2 separate regions of the Homo sapiens genome follow, and region 2 is linked to region 1. A link is a loop called in an ENCODE intact Hi-C map of the cell type or tissue named here. Cell type or tissue: HepG2. All regions are shown on one strand. Each heading gives the region's core, and the rest is flanking DNA. Links, peaks and the distances in the headings are about the cores only.

Region 1 (8,322 bases), core at 113-8,112:
GAGACAGGAGAAAGGCACGTGAAGGTGGAGGCAGAGACTGCAGTGAGGCAGCCCACGAGCCAGGGATTACAGGCGTGAGCCACCGCGCCCCGCTGAGAACTGCTTTTTAAACAGCCAACTGGGGCCAGACGTGGTGGATCATGCCTGTAATCCCAGCACTTTGGGAGGCCAAGACCGGCAGATCACCTAAGGTCAGGAGTTTGAGACCAGCCTGGCCAAGATGGTGAAACCCCGTCTCTACTAAAAATACAAAAATTAGCCAGGCGTGGTGGTGGGCACCTGTAATCCCAGCTGCTAGGGAGGCTGAGGCAGGAGAATCGCTTGAACCCCAGAGGCGGTTGTTGCAGCCAGCTGAGACTGTGCCGTTGCACTCCAGCCTAGGTGACAAAGCAAGACTCAGTCTCAAAAAATAAATAAATAAAGATAAAGTAAAATTAAAAAGCCTACTGGCCCTTTCTGTTCCCAGGAGTCCTTCCCTTTTACCCTGCCAGTACTGTACTTGCTGCCAACATCCTGTGGAACGTGGTGACATTAGCAAAAGAAGAGAGATGGGGCACACCCTGCACTAGTCGGCTCACCAGGCCTGCAGGAGACCCAGGTCCTTCCTCATCTGCACCCCTGTAGTTCCTCCCAACACACCGAGATGGGTTGTGGAGGGACCATGGGTCCAGCAAGGCTGAAGAGCGGCCTTGGCAAGTACCTTTGTTCTTCCAGGACACAGGAAAACAGGCTAGAATAGGACTGTGTAAGAGACCCTTTTTGCAAACAGCAACATTGACAAAGGTAGGGCAGTCCTGCCTGTCCTATTTTGCCTTTTCTCAAACATAAGGATTCCCTGTTGTCATGGATCAAATAGTGTTCCCCTAAATTTCGTGTCCACCCAGAACCTCATAATGTGACCGTTTTGGAAATGGGGTCTACGCAGATGCAGTTGTTTAAAGTCCTGGAGAGGAGATCATCCTGGAATACCCACATGGGCCTTGAATCCAAAGACTGGTGTTCTCATAAGAAGAGAGGACACAGCGAGACAGACAGCCATGTGAGGAGGCAGGCAGAGACGGGAAGGCTGCAACCACACACCAAGAATGCTGGGGACTGCCAGCTACCACCACCAGCGGGGAGAGAGGCTAGGGGTGGTCTCTCCCTCGGAGCTCTGAGAAGGCACCAACCCTGCCAACACCCTGATTTTAGGATTTTGGCCTCTAGAATGATGAGATACTAGTTGTTAATTGTTGTTTGAAGCTATAACGTGTTTGATATTCTGCCATGGCAGTCCTAGGGGCCTAACACACTTTGGCATTCTGTCTGGCAGGAGATCCCAGTCACCCCCTACTTTTAAAGCCCTGTGATCATAGGGTGTCAGAGGAGCAGCGTGTCTTGGAGAACTGCTAGTCCAGAGTCCCTGTCCTGTGTTCCATGACACCCAATGTCCCTTAAGAGGGAAAGAGGTTGGCTCATGCCTGTAATCCCAGCACTTTGGGAGGCCAAGACAAGCAGATCACAAGGTCAGGAGACCGAGACTATCCCGGCTAACATGGTGAAATCCCATCTGTACTAAAAATACAAAAAAAAAAAAAAAAATAGCTGAGCATGGTGGCAGGCGCCTGTAGTCCCAGCTACTTGGGAGGCTGAGTCAGGAGAATGGCGTGAACCCAGGAGGTGGAGCTTGCAGTGAGCCGAGATCATGTCACTGCACTCCAGCCTGGTGACAGAGCGAGACTCCGTCTCAAAAAAAAAAAAAAAAATGGGAAGAGGTGCCCCGTGAGAAAACATTCCAGGTTCAGTAAGGTGGGGACCACCTCGTATCAGCTCTCTGCTGTAGGGAAATTTATACCAGCACATCACAGGGTCTGAGACGTCCTTGAGGAAGTGAAAACACCAAAGCCAGAGGTTTTCAGGACAGAGTTCCAACATAGGATCTTTTCTTTAACGCCCACTAATGTACCAAAGACAAAGAGCCATGAGCGTATCTAGGGAGAACCGAGCGTGTCCGTCCGTGCTCGCACTGCTATAAAGAAATACCTGAGACTGGATAGTTTATAAAGAAAAGAGGTTTCATGGGCTCACGGTTCCACAGGCTGTACGGGAAGCATGGCAGCCTCTGCTCAGCTTCTGCGGAGGCCTCAGGAAACTGACAATCATGGCAGAAGGCAAAGGGGACCCTGTACGTCACATGACAGGGAAGGAGAAAGAGAGAGCAGGGGCAGGTGCCACACCCTTTTAAACAACCAGATCTCAGGAGAACTCTGTCACGAGAGCAGCACTTGGGGATGTTGCTAACCCTTTCATGGGAAACCACCCTCTCGATCCAATCACCTCCCACCAGGCCCCACCTCCAACACTGGGATTACAATTCAACATGAGATTTGGGCAGGACACAGATCCAAACCATATCACTGAGCTAGTCCAACATGCTCAATGACTGATGTTGAAACCAGCCAGGCAGAAGCAACTCACTCTAAGTCCCACCGTGGGTTCTAGAACTCTGGTCTCTCGATGCTGGTCCACACTGTAATATACTGGGAAAAAAAGGAACACTGGGATGAATATCTGGAAGATCTGAGTTAAAGTCATTTATTCCTTTTTTCAGCACAAAGGTGAGCTTCATGCAATGGTATAGGATTTAAATATGGGGAGAAGGATATGATGGTAAATTTCATGGCCGTTTCTATCCAGAACTATTTTTCTGGGCACCTGTTATTCCTTGGTGGAGTGGTTGTCTTTCTAGGTCAGGAAGAGAGAACGTGGCCCAGCCAGGCCCAGAGCATGGCTGTGCTGCCAGATCCTGGGCCACGAGCCTCTTGTGGCACCTTGTATGTGAGACGTGGCTGGTCTGATGGAAATGTGCCTTCGGTGTGAGGTGCACACTGGCTTCTAAAGGCTTAGTGCAGAACAAAGGCCGTCAAATGTCTCATTAATAGTTTCTATATTGTTACATGTTGAGATCATGATATTTTGGATATATACGGTTAAATAAAATACATCATTCAAGTTAATTTTACTCGTTTCTTTTTACTTTTTTTTTTAGATGGAGTCTCACTCTGTCTCTCAGGCTGGAGTGCAGTGGTGCAATCTCAGCTCACTGCAACAACCTCTACCTCCCAGGTTCAAATGATTTTCCCACCTCTGCCTCCCAAGTAGCTGGTATTACAGGCGCGCACCACCACGCCCAGCTAATTTTTGTATTTTTAGGCAAGACTGGATTTCACCATGTTGGCCAGGCTGATCTCGAACTCCTGACCTCAAATGATCCACCGGCCTCGGCCTCCCAAAGTGCTGGGATTATAGGTGTGAGACACCGCACCTGGCCTCTTTTTACTTTTTTTAAAGGTGGCTCCTAGGAAGTGCAGCACTGCCGCCGTAGCTGCTGTCTGTGGCCCCAACATGTTTTTGTCAGGCAGTGCTGTTGCCTGGGTTCAGGTTTCCTAACAGGCTTGACAAGGTAGGAAGGAGGGGACTCACCTTGGCACCCTTCAAGGACCCCACACAGAAGAAAGATTTCACCTTGCCCGGCCTGGAAGACTTAAGGTGCACGTTCCCAAAGAGGCTTCTTCATGGTGTTCACATTTGGGTACCAGGCCTAGAATGGGGCCACTCTAAGAGAGGCAGTTAATTAATGTGTCTCCAGTTAAGATGGCCTGGAAGGGAGGGGGCAGGCAAGAAACAAAATTCCCATTCCTCTTCTCTCTCCACTCAGATACAGCATGTGAAACAGGTGTGGTCCATATCAGATGCAGTACACTGGGCAGGGTCTAACAGGATAAGAGTTTCACGCAGGACACGACAGCATTCATGGCCCACAAAAGCTTTGGGTTGACGACCGTTGGGGAACAAATCTCGTTAATCTTCCAGTCTCCTGCAACTGGTAGAAGCAGATCTGTGTGCTGCACTTGGTGGGCGGAAGGCTGTCGAGCCATTGAAGGAGAAGGACTGTCTTCAGGCTGTTGAGGCCCCTGTCTGGCCTCGTGCAGCATGGAGGGTGTAGTAACGGGTCCCCAAATGCCTGCCGATAGGAGGCAGTTTGTCAGGTGTTTCATATGCTAGAACAAGCTCTGCTTATTGCCTGTGCAATCGCACTTACTGCCCTAAAGACCTGGGAATAAGTTGAAGAGCCTCTTGCGATTGCAATCTAACCTTCTTTTATGGAGTAAGACATTTTCTTGAGCTGTTAAAGATTTAGGTGTACAGCCCTGTCCAGCCAACGCCGGCTGCTAGGAAGCAGGGCAGTGAGAGCAGAAAGGGGAGACATAGCACTTTCAGCCAGCAGGGGACAGTGTGGTACACGTCTACGTGTCCAGTCCCCTAGGTCCTCGGTCCCCTAGCAGATAGAAGGTCCAGACCAACCGCCACAGTTGTGTATTGAGAAAGTCTGGGGGGTGCTTGGGGAGTTTGATTGTTACTTTCTTAGAGGCGATTGTCAATGGTAGAAGGAACACAAGGACTTCAGGTGATTTAAATCCTCTGCTTTCTAAAAAGGATTGATTCCCTGTTTCATGGTCCAAATTACAGGAATGCGCTGAGAACTCCTCATGGGAGGATGTTAACAGTCTTGTGCAATATAAAGGGTCATTAGAAAGTAAAAAAGGAGGCCGGGCGCGGTGGCTCACGCCTTTAATCCCAGCACTTTGGGAGGCCGAGGCGGCTGGATCAGGAGGTCAGGAGTTCGAGACCAGTCTGGCCAACAAAGTAAACCTGGTCTCTATTAAACATACAAAAAAATTGGCTGAGTGTGCTGGTGTGCGCCTGTAATCCCAGCTACTTGGGAGGCTGAGGCTGAAGAATCACTTGAACCCGGGAGGGGGAGGTTGCGGTGAGCCGAGATCGCGCCATTGCACTGCAGCCTGGGCAACAAGAGCGAAACTCCGTCTCAAAAAGAAAAAAAGAAAGAAAAAGAAAAGAAAGTAAAAAAGGAGAGATAACAGGATGGGGGCAGTAAGCCAGGAGCAAAGAGAAAAAATGAGAATGGGGTTCATGAGTTAAGGAGGGAATTAAGGTGCATGCAATAAATTATAAATTATACAAAAGTAAGTTGTTGTAGGTGAGCCACCTCAAGAAGAAAGGTCTTAAGTGTAATTCCAGGTCGTGAGAGCTGGACAGTCCCTGTTAGCTTTGCCAGGATGGATGTCTGCTGGGACATCTCAGAAACTTCTCCGAGGCCTGTCTGTTTACTTTTGTTTATATTTGTCTAATTATCTTTGTTTAGTGAGTATTACAAAAGCATGACTTACAAGACAATGTCTTCCCTCCTCTCCCAGGGAATCCGCCCTTGCAGCGTTTGTGGGTAGCCAAGGCTCAGCTGACCACTGCAGACAGCCTCCACCTCCCATACAGAACATACTCCTGAGCAAACAGGTGCAACCACTGAAGCCCACACCACATCCAGAGAGTTGTTTAAAAAGAGAAGACTCAGAATTCTCACTCACCTTTTAGATGCCATTCTCTCAGATACAGCAGCTTCATCCCTTTCTTTCCTTCTGGGCTTCCCCTTCTGAACAGCCTCCTGTGCTGGTGTTGAAGCCCAAGGAGCGACCTCTCGAGGGTGCTCAATGGGTGTCCTTCTGCCTCAGGATTCCACTTGTGCCTTAAGTGTATACGACGGTGTGTTTTATTGCACTGTGTTTTATATCACCTTAATTTTTCAATCACATCTGGAGGCACTCTGCGTCCTGTGCAAAGGGGGTTGGGAGTCTCAGTGTAAGGCGGAAGGTGCAATGGCCACAGGCAAGATGGAGGCCCTGGGCATGGCACCTTCTCTCCAGCTTTGGCAACAAGTGCCAGTTCCTCAAGACTGTGAGGTGCAGCCCAGCAGCTGGGGCTCCATCACATCAGTTACACATGGCAGCTGGGGCTCCACCACATACATGTTATGCATGGCAGTGGGGGCTCTGCCACCACATATTATGCGTGGACTGGTCTGGTTCTCTGCATTGTGAAGATGCACCGACATGCACTCATGACCGCTCACATCAACCGGAAGGTAAGTGTCTCTCTGTGATTCCTGTTTGCTAGAAACCAGCATATCCTGAGTGCAGGACAAACACCTGGGCTCAGAACTGAAGCTTCCAGAGGAGGGAGCTCTCTCCCCCGTCTTGACTGGTGTAGCCACACCTGCCACATCTGCCTAAGAAGGAGGTCATGCAGTCTGCTGTGGACATCCAGAAACACAGATCCTGAAGACAAGGCAACGCCCCTTCTCAGGGAATAAAGGGGGCAGGCGGTAGAACTCCCGACGCCCACCTCTCATCCCATTTAGACATGTGCTCAGTATCCTTAGGTATTCCTGAGGGTGACATGAACTGTTCTCTGCCTTTGTCTGGGGCATTGCAACAATAAAAGAGGCATTTTCTTTTCTTTTCTTAGCAAAACTGGCCCCTGCCAAATGCCTTGAGTTCAGTTGTTCAAATCCCTGCCTTCCTGAAGTGCTGAAGGGGCTGAGTGTGAGCAAAGCAAGGATTGGAGGTCGAGCTCTCTAGGGCTGCGGACATTTGGGAGAATATTTGGGTGGGAAGAATGAACAGCGTCACTCAGAACTAACGGCAGGGGGCAGTGTGGCTCCACAGTCCATCACAGGGCACCCCCCCGCCCCACCGACCCCGACAGTGCCCACAGCCCCTGCCATCCAACCAGGGCTGGGCCTCAGCCTGGGGGACAGCTTCTGTGTAGTTTGGTTCAGAATGTGTCCTCATAAGAAAGGCGGCACCTCCCAGATTCCTTCCCTGCCCTCTGCCGGGAAGTCTTACTGCCAAAACACCCAGGAATGTGTGTCTGCCTCCAGCAACTTTAGCTGCAGGGGCTGGACCTGGCTTTGATGCTGCGGCAGCTGATGGGATCCTGGAGCACAGTGTGGGAAGCTGGCTCCTTAGGCCTGGGAACAAGCCCAGGCAACCGGGCTGGGACTCGCTCTGCCTGGCTGCCTCTCCTACAGCGTGCGTGAACGGGAGGCCAGGATGGCCACAGGCCCCAGGAAACGCAGATCTCATGGGAAGAGGTTGCAGTTTCAGCTTCTGGCTGTGGATGCTCCGGGCAATTTCATGCATTTCCATGAGTTCAGAGAATGGAAGCTCCCCTGGCCCCTCCCTACCACTCTTTGTAAATCAGCTCGCTCCTTCTGTTCATTCATCCGCTCATTCATCCATTCCGCACACGTGCCTTATTGAATCCCTGCTATGACCAGGCACAGGGTTAGATACTCCATGGAGACCAGACCAGTCTTAGCCTCTGCACTGATGAACTCAACCCAGAAGACACACGAAAAGATAAGCCACGGTGTGACGGGCGGACGACAGAGCCTGCGCCGAGACACGGGCACTTCAGCTTGATATGTGGAGAGTGTCGGCTGCAAACCTCCCTGGTCTCTGCCGCCAGACGCATGCCAAGATGGCCTGATTACACTGGGGAAATTTCGAATGGGCCATTGAAATGCGTGGTGTGATTGTTGCCATGGATTTTACGGTCTGGTGGCCTGTTCCGTGCTGGTCAGGCTGACGTCTGTGCTTGGCACAGCATGGTGAGAGACAGGCAGGTGTGGTTGATGCCTCTGGGAGGGAGCACATAATCCAGGAAAGGGGGCAGTAAACCAGGCGATGGGAACTGCAACGGAGCAGAGGCCACGGGAGAAGCCCCAGCGGGGAGCACACCTGAGAGGGACAGTGGGAGGAGCGAGGCCTGAAACCGGAGGAGGAGCAGCAGAGCCCCCACAGAGGACAGCGGAAAGGAGACCTGAGTGGGGAAGAGCTCGGCTCCTTCCAGTCCCCCAGGGACCCAGGTTGGGGCAGAGGGGCCATCGGGCCTGTAACCTTGCAGTGCCATCATGGCCCTGGGTAGAGTTTGGGTCTTATTCTAGGAAGCGTGGGGGCTTGGAATGTCCTGGATGCCACCTGTTTCCTGTGTGGCAGGCAGAGTGAAGACCCCACCATTCCACCAAGATGCCTCCACCCTAGCCCTATTCGCCGTGAGTGCATCATATCACATGCAGAGGGGAGTTGGGGTTGCAGGTGGAACTGGATTGGTGAACACCACCCTTAACCTAAGGAGGAGATCCTGGGGGATCCCGCAGGCCCAGAGTCCTCACAGTGTTCTTAAAAGGGAACTAGCAGCCAGAAGTGTGGCAGTGAGGACCTGATCCAACGTCATTGGCTTTGAAGAGGGAGGAAGGGCCCATGGGCCTAGAAATGAGGACAGCCCCTGGAAGCTGAGAAAGGCGAGGAACAGATTCTGCCCTGGATCCTCCAGGAGGAGCCGGCCCTAGGTCTTAGCCCAGTGAGACCCGTCACAGACTCCCGACCTCCAGCAATGCATTAAATATGCTGTTCATGCTGCTGA
Region 2 (8,322 bases), core at 219-8,218, 130 kb before region 1:
CTATGTGTTTAAGGAAAAGGGGAGGGGGTGGTAGCGTCCATAAATGCTAATACTGTCACGGCTAGCCTCACCCCTACCTAACCCTCTGCATGAGCAATGCTGTGGCCAAGAACGCTTAACCCCAGGGACCTTCCAGCAGGGCAGCCTGAAGCCTGTCTGAGTGTGCCCTCTCCTGGGACTAGCGTCCCGGAGACAGGATACCTCAGGGGGCAGGGGCTTTGCTCAAGGGCAGGACAGAGCTCAGAGGACAGTGGCTGGAAGGAACGCTGGTCACGGCGACATCGTGGAGAATGTTCCACCTGCACCCTGTGCCCTGCGTGCAGGGGACACTCAGTGCATACAGCCATGCACTGCCTGGCATGAGCGCACTTGATGTCTCACAGCCCTAGGAAGCAGGTGCAATACTCTCCCCATTTAAACACAAGGATGCCGGGGCTGCAAGGGTTGAGACCTGCTCAAGGTCACAGGGTGGCTGTAGGCCAGCCCTGAGCCCCCACCCGGCCCGCGCCGCCCCTGGCATACTTTTCCACGCAGTGGGCGGCTGTCACGATCCACTCGGGGGTGATGATGGAGCCTCCGCACACGTGGACGTTCTGGACGTGCAGGCTGACCTGCCAGGGCCAGGCCCCCGGGAGCGCGCTCTCGCCGCCCACAATCCTGCTCTGGCGGCTTGAGTTCAAGTTGACCCCGCAGGCTGAGGATGACAAACAGGAGGCCAGTGGGGTGAGACCAGCAGAAGCCGCCCAGCCACCCAGCGCCCGCCCCTCCCAAGGGTCTCCCAGGCTGCAAGGACAGGGCAGGGGCACCACTGCTGGGGATGGACTTAGGGGGCTCCTGGGGGTCTCCTCTTGGGGAAGGGAGGATGCCCCTCCAGCCCACCCAGACCCAGGAAGCACCACTTCCCTGAACACTCCTGTGATCCCATGGGGTCTCCCGGGACCCAGGTGGGGGTGTTCTGGATAACAAGGCCCTGGGGACTCCTTGAGTCTTGGAGGGACTGACACCACTCAGGGACCCCAGATTCTCACACAAAGAAAAGGAAGATGGGAGGGGCAGGGCTGGAAGTGAGTGAGGGGGTGAGGAGACGAGGAGGTGAGTGAGAAGGTGAAGGGGTGAGTGAGGGAGTGAGTGAGGAGTGAGGAGGTGAGGGGGTGAGTGGGTAATTGAAAGGATGAGGGAGTAATTGAGGGGGTGAGGGGGTAATTGAGGGGGTGAGGGGATAAGTGAGGAGGTGAGGGGGTGAGTGAGGAGGTGAGAGGGGTGAGGGGGTGAGTGGGGGGTGAGGGGGTGAGTGTGGGGTGAGGGGGTGAGTGGGGGGTGAGGGGGTGAGTGGGGGGTGAGGAGGTAAGTGAGGAAGTAAGGGGGTGAGTGAGGGGGTGAGTGAAAAGGTGAGGGGGTGATTGACGAGGTGGGGGGGTGATTGACGAAGTGAGGGGGTAAGTGAGGGGATGAGCAAGGAGGTGAAAGGGTGAGTGAGGGGGTGAGGGCATGAGTGAGGAGGTGAGGGGGTGAGTGAGGAGGTGAGGGGGTGAGTGAGGAGGTGAGGGGGTGAGTGAGGGGGTGAGGGGGTGAGGGAGTGAGTGAGGGGGTGGGTGAGGAGGTGAGGGGGTGAGTGAGGAGGTGAGGGGGTGAGTGAGGGGGTGAGGGGGTGAGGGAGTGAGTGAGGGGGTGGGTGAGGAGGTGAGGGGGTGAGTGAGGAGGTGAGGGGGTGAGTGAGGAGGTGAGGGGGTGAGTGAGGAGGTGAGGGGATGAGTGAGGGGGTGAGGGGGTGAGGGGTGAGTGAGGGGGCGAGGGGGTGAGTGAGGGGGCGAGGGGGTGAGGGGTGAGTGAGGGGGTGAGGGGGTGAGGGGTGAGTGAGGGGGCGAGGGGGTGAGTGAGGAGGTGAGCGGGTGAGTGAGGAGGTGAGGGGGTGAGTGAGGAGATGAGGGGGTGAGTGAGGGGGTGAGGGGGTGAGTGAGGGGGTGAGGGAGTGAGTGAGGGGGTGGGTGAGGGGTGGGTGAGGTGGTGAGTGAGGGGGTGAAGGGGTGAGTGAGGGGGTGAGTGAGGGGGTGAAGGGGTGAGTGAGGGGGTGAGGGGGTGGGTGAGGGGTGGGTGAGGGGGTGAGTGAGGGGGTGAGGGGGTGAGTGAGGGGATGAGGGAGTGAGTGAGGGGGTGGGTGAGGGGTGGGTGAGGTGGTGAGTGAGGGGGTGAGGGGTGAGTGAGGGGGGTGAGGGGTAAGGAGGTGAGGGGGTGGGTGAGGGGTGGGTGAGGTGGTGGGTGAGGGGGTGAAGGGGTGAGTGAGGGGGTGAGTGAGGGGATGAGGGAGTAATTCAGAGGGTGAAGGGGTGAGTGAGGGAGTGAAGGCATGATTGAGGGGGTGAAGGGGTGAGTGAGGGGGTGACTGAGGGGTGAAGGTGTGAGTGAGGAGGTGAGTGAGGGGGTGAAGGCATGAGTGAGGGGGTGAATGGGTGAGAGAGGGGGTGAGTGAGGGGTGAAGGGATGAGTGAGGGGGTAAGTAAGGGGTTGAGGGGGTGAGGGGGTGAGTGAGGAGGTGAAGGTGTGAGTGAGGGCGTGAGGGGGTGAGGGAGTGAGGGATTAGTGAGGGGGTGAGGGGTTGAGTGAGGAGGTGAGCAGGTGGGTGAGTGGATGAAGGGGTGAGTGAGGGGGTGCAGGGGTGAGTGAGGGGGTGAGGGGTGAATGAGGGGTTGAGTAGGGGGTGAGTGAGGAGGTGAGGTGGTGAGTGAGGGGGTGAAGGGTGAGTGAGGGGGTGAGGAGGTGAGTGAGGAGGTGACGGGGTGGGGTGAGGGAGGGATGAGGGGGAGAGTGAGGAGGTGAGGAGGTGAGTGAGGGTTGAGGGAGTGAGGAGGTGAGTGAGGGTTGAGGGAGTGAGGGGGTGAGTGAGGGGGCGAGGGGGTGGGTGGTGAATGAGAGGTTGAGGGGGTGAGTAGGGGGTGAGTGAGGGGGTGAGGGGTGAGTGAGGTCTGCTGCCTTCCCTGCTTCCTGTGTGTGAGTGTCTTCTCCACCAGGAGATGAGTGCATGGGCAGAGGGCAGGGCGGGTGCCACGCACCCTTGGGGCTGTGCTGGACCCCCACTCAGGACCTAAAGAAGACCTGAGCCAGCCCTGCCGGGATGGGACGGTGTCAGCTCCTTCCACCTCTTCAAATGAAAAGCTGAGCTCAGGACCACGGCCCCACGACAGCACTGGGCCATCCCAGAGGAGAGGGACGGTGGCTTCCACATTTGCAAACAGTTTGGAAACTGTAAGCACTCTAAACACAGAGATGGGGACACCCAAGTCTAAGCCACCGTCCAAAATTCAGGAGAGAAGAGGCAAGAGCACTGTTGTTCTCTGGTCTTGTCCCTCCTCCCGGGTCCCACTGGCTGATGAGCACCTGGTGGCCACACGGTGGTGCTGGACCACAGCCCCGCAGATGCTCCAAGTCCACGTTAGGTGGCTGCCAGGGCTCACTAACGCCACCCCCCTTTGCTTTCTGGAGAAAGAGACCTGCCGGGCCTCCAGCTCATGGGTGGCATAAAGTGTAGGGCTTTGTCAGCTTCTTGAGCGTGCCTGATCTCAGGGGGTGTCCCTTGGACCCAAGGCTGAAGGTGTCTACAGGCCATGGAAATCTAAACCAGGAGCTCCTTGGAAAGAGCGAGACGCCGCTGGGCACATTCCAACCCGTGACCCCACCTTCTTCCCTCCCACGCCCCCAGAGACACAGGGAGTACTGTTCTGAAAGTAGAGAGCTTTTCCTAGTTAGAAGTATCAAAAGGGGGACTCCAGATGAACTTACCTATACAGCGTAAAGAAACCACTGCTTTTGAAGAACAGGCATCACTGCAAAAAGAACAGGGGAAATTCTGGTCACGATAGTGCGGAGTCACCTGCCTCTCACATGCTTAGAAATCAGTCATTTCTTCCGATGTTCCCTCTCCTGTCTTCTGAGACATAGAAGGGTCTGCTAGTTACAACTCCAATAAGGTAAGTAAATCCATATAGGGACAGTGGCAAAGACCAGACACTGAGCCAAGGTACGCGGCTCACATCCCCACAGTGTGACCTTGGGCAAGTTACTTAACCTCTCTTAAAATTGTACCAGCTCCTAGGACGGTTGTGAGGGTAAGTATACAATAATGCTAGTTTTGTTTTTCCTCTTGGAATTTAAAATCATCTTCTAATTTTTAAGGAAGCCATTTGGAAACCTCTGGGCTCCTATAACTGCTTTAAATTTGTAGTGTTGAAAGCAATATAACCAATAGTTTCCCTAGGATTAGAAGAAACGTAAGAGTTACTCATTTGGGAGTCAAACATCCCAGGTTATGGATGAAGAGGAAGTAACTGATGCATTTTGTCCTGCAGTGAATTTCCCAGGCTATGCTGAGAAGGGAAGACGCGGCCCCTGGCATGCAGAGCTGGCCCGCCCTGATAGCTGGGCCGTGTGCTCTGCGGAACCTGAATTATTTCACTGAGCGTCAATATCGGACTAGGCCCCTCCATGCCTGAGATGGGGCAAGACACAAGGAGCCTCCTCCGAAATGATGTCTGAACAGACAGAACAGGAACCTTGTGCTCACAACCACAAAATCACGATCTGATGTCTCCTCCTGTCCTGGCTAACTTGAGCGACGGACGTTTCTTTACCAATCACAGCTTTAGCCTAGCCTCATTCCAACCTCCTCCTAGAAAAAAAATAATAAAGCAGCCTCACAGAATTACCCCTGCTTCCTGACAGCATCCAATCCAGAGCAAATCTCTGCTTCCTCCAACCACCCCCAAACCACCTTGCAGGAGCCCAGGCCCTACAATAATAGGTCCTTCCTGACACCTTCTTACTAAGGCACACCCCCCGGGTTCTCAGTGACTACAGGTGCATTCCAGGTGGACTCTGGCTCTGGGGCACTGACACGGCCAAGTGAAGACATGTCCCCTTTAAGAGAAGACATTTCCTAAGAATCCTAAGGTCGGTAGGGATAGCCCTGTGTGGTCACAGCGCCAGGGCACATGTGGTTATTCACAGAAGCCCGACAGAAAACAAGCCAAGAACTCAGGCATCAAAGGGCAACTGCTGCACAGAAAGAGGAAAAGAAGTGCGCCTCCCCCCACCACCACCACCGAGATAGAATAGAGCCTACCAGACAATGGCCTTCTCTTCTTTCTTCCAAGCCCTCCAGCCTCCTTGTGAGTTCCCAAGGCTCTTGCCAAGGGACGGCAGCACCTCCTCCCCTCCCCCCGTCCCTGCCCGGCTGGACTTGGCTCCCTGATTCCGTGTGTAACCCAGAAAGACAAAGAACCACTCAGCATTTACAAAGTGCCCAGGCAGCTGTGTTTAGCTTCTCCACAGGGACAAACCGCAGCCCTGCTGTTTTGATGGGTGCACCTGGCCGTGCACAGCCCTCCCCACTGGGCTTGCCCTGCCACATTCCCCAGGACAGCAGGCTGCAGTGGAAGTCAGGCCCCCAGACCCCTCCACCAGCGGCCTCCAGGAATGCAAACCTGCCCCAGGCTCCCACTCAGAGGAAAGGTGGCGCGGGGTGATTAGTTCATCCTCCCCCGAAATGCAGCACCTGGCACCTGGCAGGCAGGGAGGTGATGCCTAGACACCAGGCATAAGCCCTGGGGACCTGGGAGGCAAGGAGAGCTCATGGGCAAAGGACACTGTGTATCTTTCACATCAGAAAACACATAACAGCAACAATCATAGCAAGTCTGCAAACATCCTAAATATGTGCAAAGCAAAAGGAAGAGCCTAAGTCCATCCCCTCTTCTGCCCTCCCAGCCAGGTCAGCCACTCATCATGTGACCTGTGGCTTGTACCCACTTCTACCCCCTGGAAACACCACAACTCATTCCCAGGCCGCCAGAATGCTGCCCATCCCTCACAGAGCACCCTCTGGCACTGCTGTCCCGGGGTTGGGGCTAACGGGACCAGCCAGCCCAGCTGCCTGGAATGGAGCAGGACTTCCCTTGCTCAAGCCAGTGAAGTCCCTGGCAAACTGGAATGAGCCGGTCACCCTGGCTGGGACACTGAGACATTATCTTGGATTCCTAGAACCACGCCCTGACAAAATAGGTACACCTCTAAATGTCTGAAGAGGAAAGAAAACTAAATAGAGTTGAATGTCGATGTTGCAAGTGTGAGCCGCTACCAACAAGGGCAGACGGTAGAGGCTGAAAATGAAATAGCAGAGAAACCTCAGCCACTTCCTATGAATAAACCAAGGGCTGCTTAGAGTAACCAGGCCTGGTCAGACTCTAATCTCCTCCCAATGCAAAACCCATCCAGACCGAGTATTGCAGCTCAGAGAAATCAGACTCAGGACAACGATTCCCCATGGTGTCTCCTAGTTGATTTCATTCCAAAATTTTTCAAGAAGAAATTGCTGCATACCTGTGGTACAGTTTTTTATAGATATCGACATTGCCGGCACTTGTGTTCAGTTTCATAAAGCTGGTGGATCCGCTGTCATCCACTATTCCTTGGCTAGAGTAAAAATTATTCCTAAAAAAGAAAACCTTATTTGTGATAATGGTTAAGGCATAAGCAAACACAAATCCTATACTATGTCATAATACCGCTCATACGACATTCAGAATAAGAGGGAAAAACCTTAGCATTTAGGAAAAAAAATCACACGTTCTAACCAAGTGCTAGAATATTGTAACGATTTTTCGATTCAATAACCCTAAAGTGTCAGACAAAATTCCTTCATTGGTCGTGTTTCTTATCCAGGTTAGGATCAAGAAACTATGAGAAGGACATAGGATTGTATAATCATACACACATTTAATCTAATAAAAGGTACAGATGTTAACATGGCCCCAGTTATCAATTCCACCAGGTTCCTGGACTGTGATGGGGGGGCTTTGCTGTGTAATTCACCCCTGCTGTTTAGGGATGTCACAGTGACTAGCTAAGATGCCAACTTTCTCACCGAGTGGTAATTCATTCTGAAAACTGGCATATTGAATACCCTAAAGTTGCATAGAAATCACCTGGGGACCCTCCCATGGAAAACAAAGTGGCAGTAGCATCCTACCACCCTCTCCCCCGATGCCTGAGGGCTGCCGCATCTCCCCAGGCAGTGCTGGTAAATGGTAACCACCGCCCCACCCCCGTTAGGAATCACTGTCAGGCGACACACACCCTGTTAAGCCTTCCCACCTTCCCTCAGAGCTACGAGCAGGAATGACATTTTTTAAGTATCAGTCTGATTGATTGATTCTCTCCCCAGCTCAAAAGGCTTCCATGGCTCCCGAATGAAGTGAAACTGGCACAGGATTTGTCTCTGCTGCTCTCCCCAGCCCAACCCTCCTCGCCAGCTGTTCTGGTCCAACCTCTACCCAGGGAGGTGAATGGACCCTGGCTGAGAGGCACCTTGGAAAAAGAGGCACCTAACGCCCTCAGCCTACCCCTCTGACCAGATGACCACAGCACTGGGCACTCCCGAGCAACCAGGAGTCTATAGAGGCCAAGGAGGAGGCAGGGCAAGGTGGCAGTGAGCCAAGGTCTGTGTGCTGGGCACAGCCCTAGCAGGACAAATTCCACCTGCTGGTTATAGGGCTCAGCTTTTGGAAGGTGACAATTGTCCCCAGCACTCATGTGCCGGTGCTTTCACAGGGAGGCAGAGAGAGGGTCTTCTCGTGTTTCTGCTGTCTGTTACTGTCACTCGGCGGGTGCTGCCCCATACTCACTTATAGCCCATGTCCCTGCAGGCCGCCCGCCCGTAGTTCTCGTTCCAGTCGTCTTGGCACACAGGGTGCCAGGACTTCCTCTGAGATGAGTACACCTGAAGGATGAAGTTTGGTCCGTAGAGGCGAACTGCACGAGAGGGAGGATTATCCATGAGTTTCTTTCTTTTTTTTTCTTTTTTTTGAGACGGAGTCTCGCTCTGTCACCTAGGCTGAAGTGCAGTGGTCTGATCTCCACTCACTGCAGCCTCCGCCTCCCAGGTTCAAGTGATTCTCCTGCCTCAGCCTCCCGAGTAGCTGGGATTACAGGCGTCCACCACCCCGTCCAGTTAATTTTTCTGTTTTATTAGAGATGGGGTTTCACCATGTTGGCCAGGCTGGTCTTGAACTCCTGACCTCAGGTGATCCCCCTGCCTCGGTCTCCCAAAGTGTTGGAATTACAGGCGTGAGCCATTGCACCTGGCCTTGTCCCAACTTGTATCGTCCTAGCTGCTACCCAAGCCCCGCGCTCTCCACGGCTCCGGAGGTGGCAGCACAGTTCACTCTTCTCAAGGCACTGACCGCACACAAAGGGAGGCCACAAATCTATTCTTTTTCTGCTAAAAAGTGCTCTCTACACAAGAGAATTGAAAACAGGCATTGGGTCCAAAAC

The links. A loop is a pair of places that touch in the nucleus more often than their neighbours do. Peaks named below come from ENCODE experiments on the same cell type or tissue, not always from the same donor. Only the 100,000 strongest peaks of a DNase experiment are listed, where the experiment ranks them.
Region 2: a loop joins it to region 1, with 6 times the contacts of the local background. A loop is called at or near these places in 5 of 110 quality-filtered maps.

What each region holds. Positions count from the first base shown.
Region 1 is chr21:41,606,292-41,614,613 of GRCh38, forward strand. No RefSeq gene overlaps it. Among named protein-coding and RNA genes, the nearest start is that of PCSEAT, 30 kb to the left of the region's middle. RefSeq lists enhancers at 4,178-4,472, 6,314-6,977. In HepG2, for the core only: CTCF peaks have their summits at 4,266 (motif pointing right), 6,075 (motif pointing right) and 6,533 (motif pointing right); DNase peaks (open chromatin) are centred at 4,290 and 6,070; H3K27me3 peaks cover 2,231 bases.
Region 2 is chr21:41,472,803-41,481,124 of GRCh38, forward strand. TMPRSS2 (transmembrane serine protease 2) reads right to left here. Exons shown (of 14, transcript NM_005656.4): 6 at 7,674-7,800; 7 at 6,370-6,480; 8 at 3,775-3,818; 9 at 523-694. Among named protein-coding and RNA genes, the nearest start is that of TMPRSS2, 31 kb to the right of the region's middle. RefSeq lists enhancers at 6,925-7,425, 7,426-7,926. In HepG2, for the core only: a CTCF peak has its summit at 3,398 (motif pointing right); a DNase peak (open chromatin) is centred at 3,399.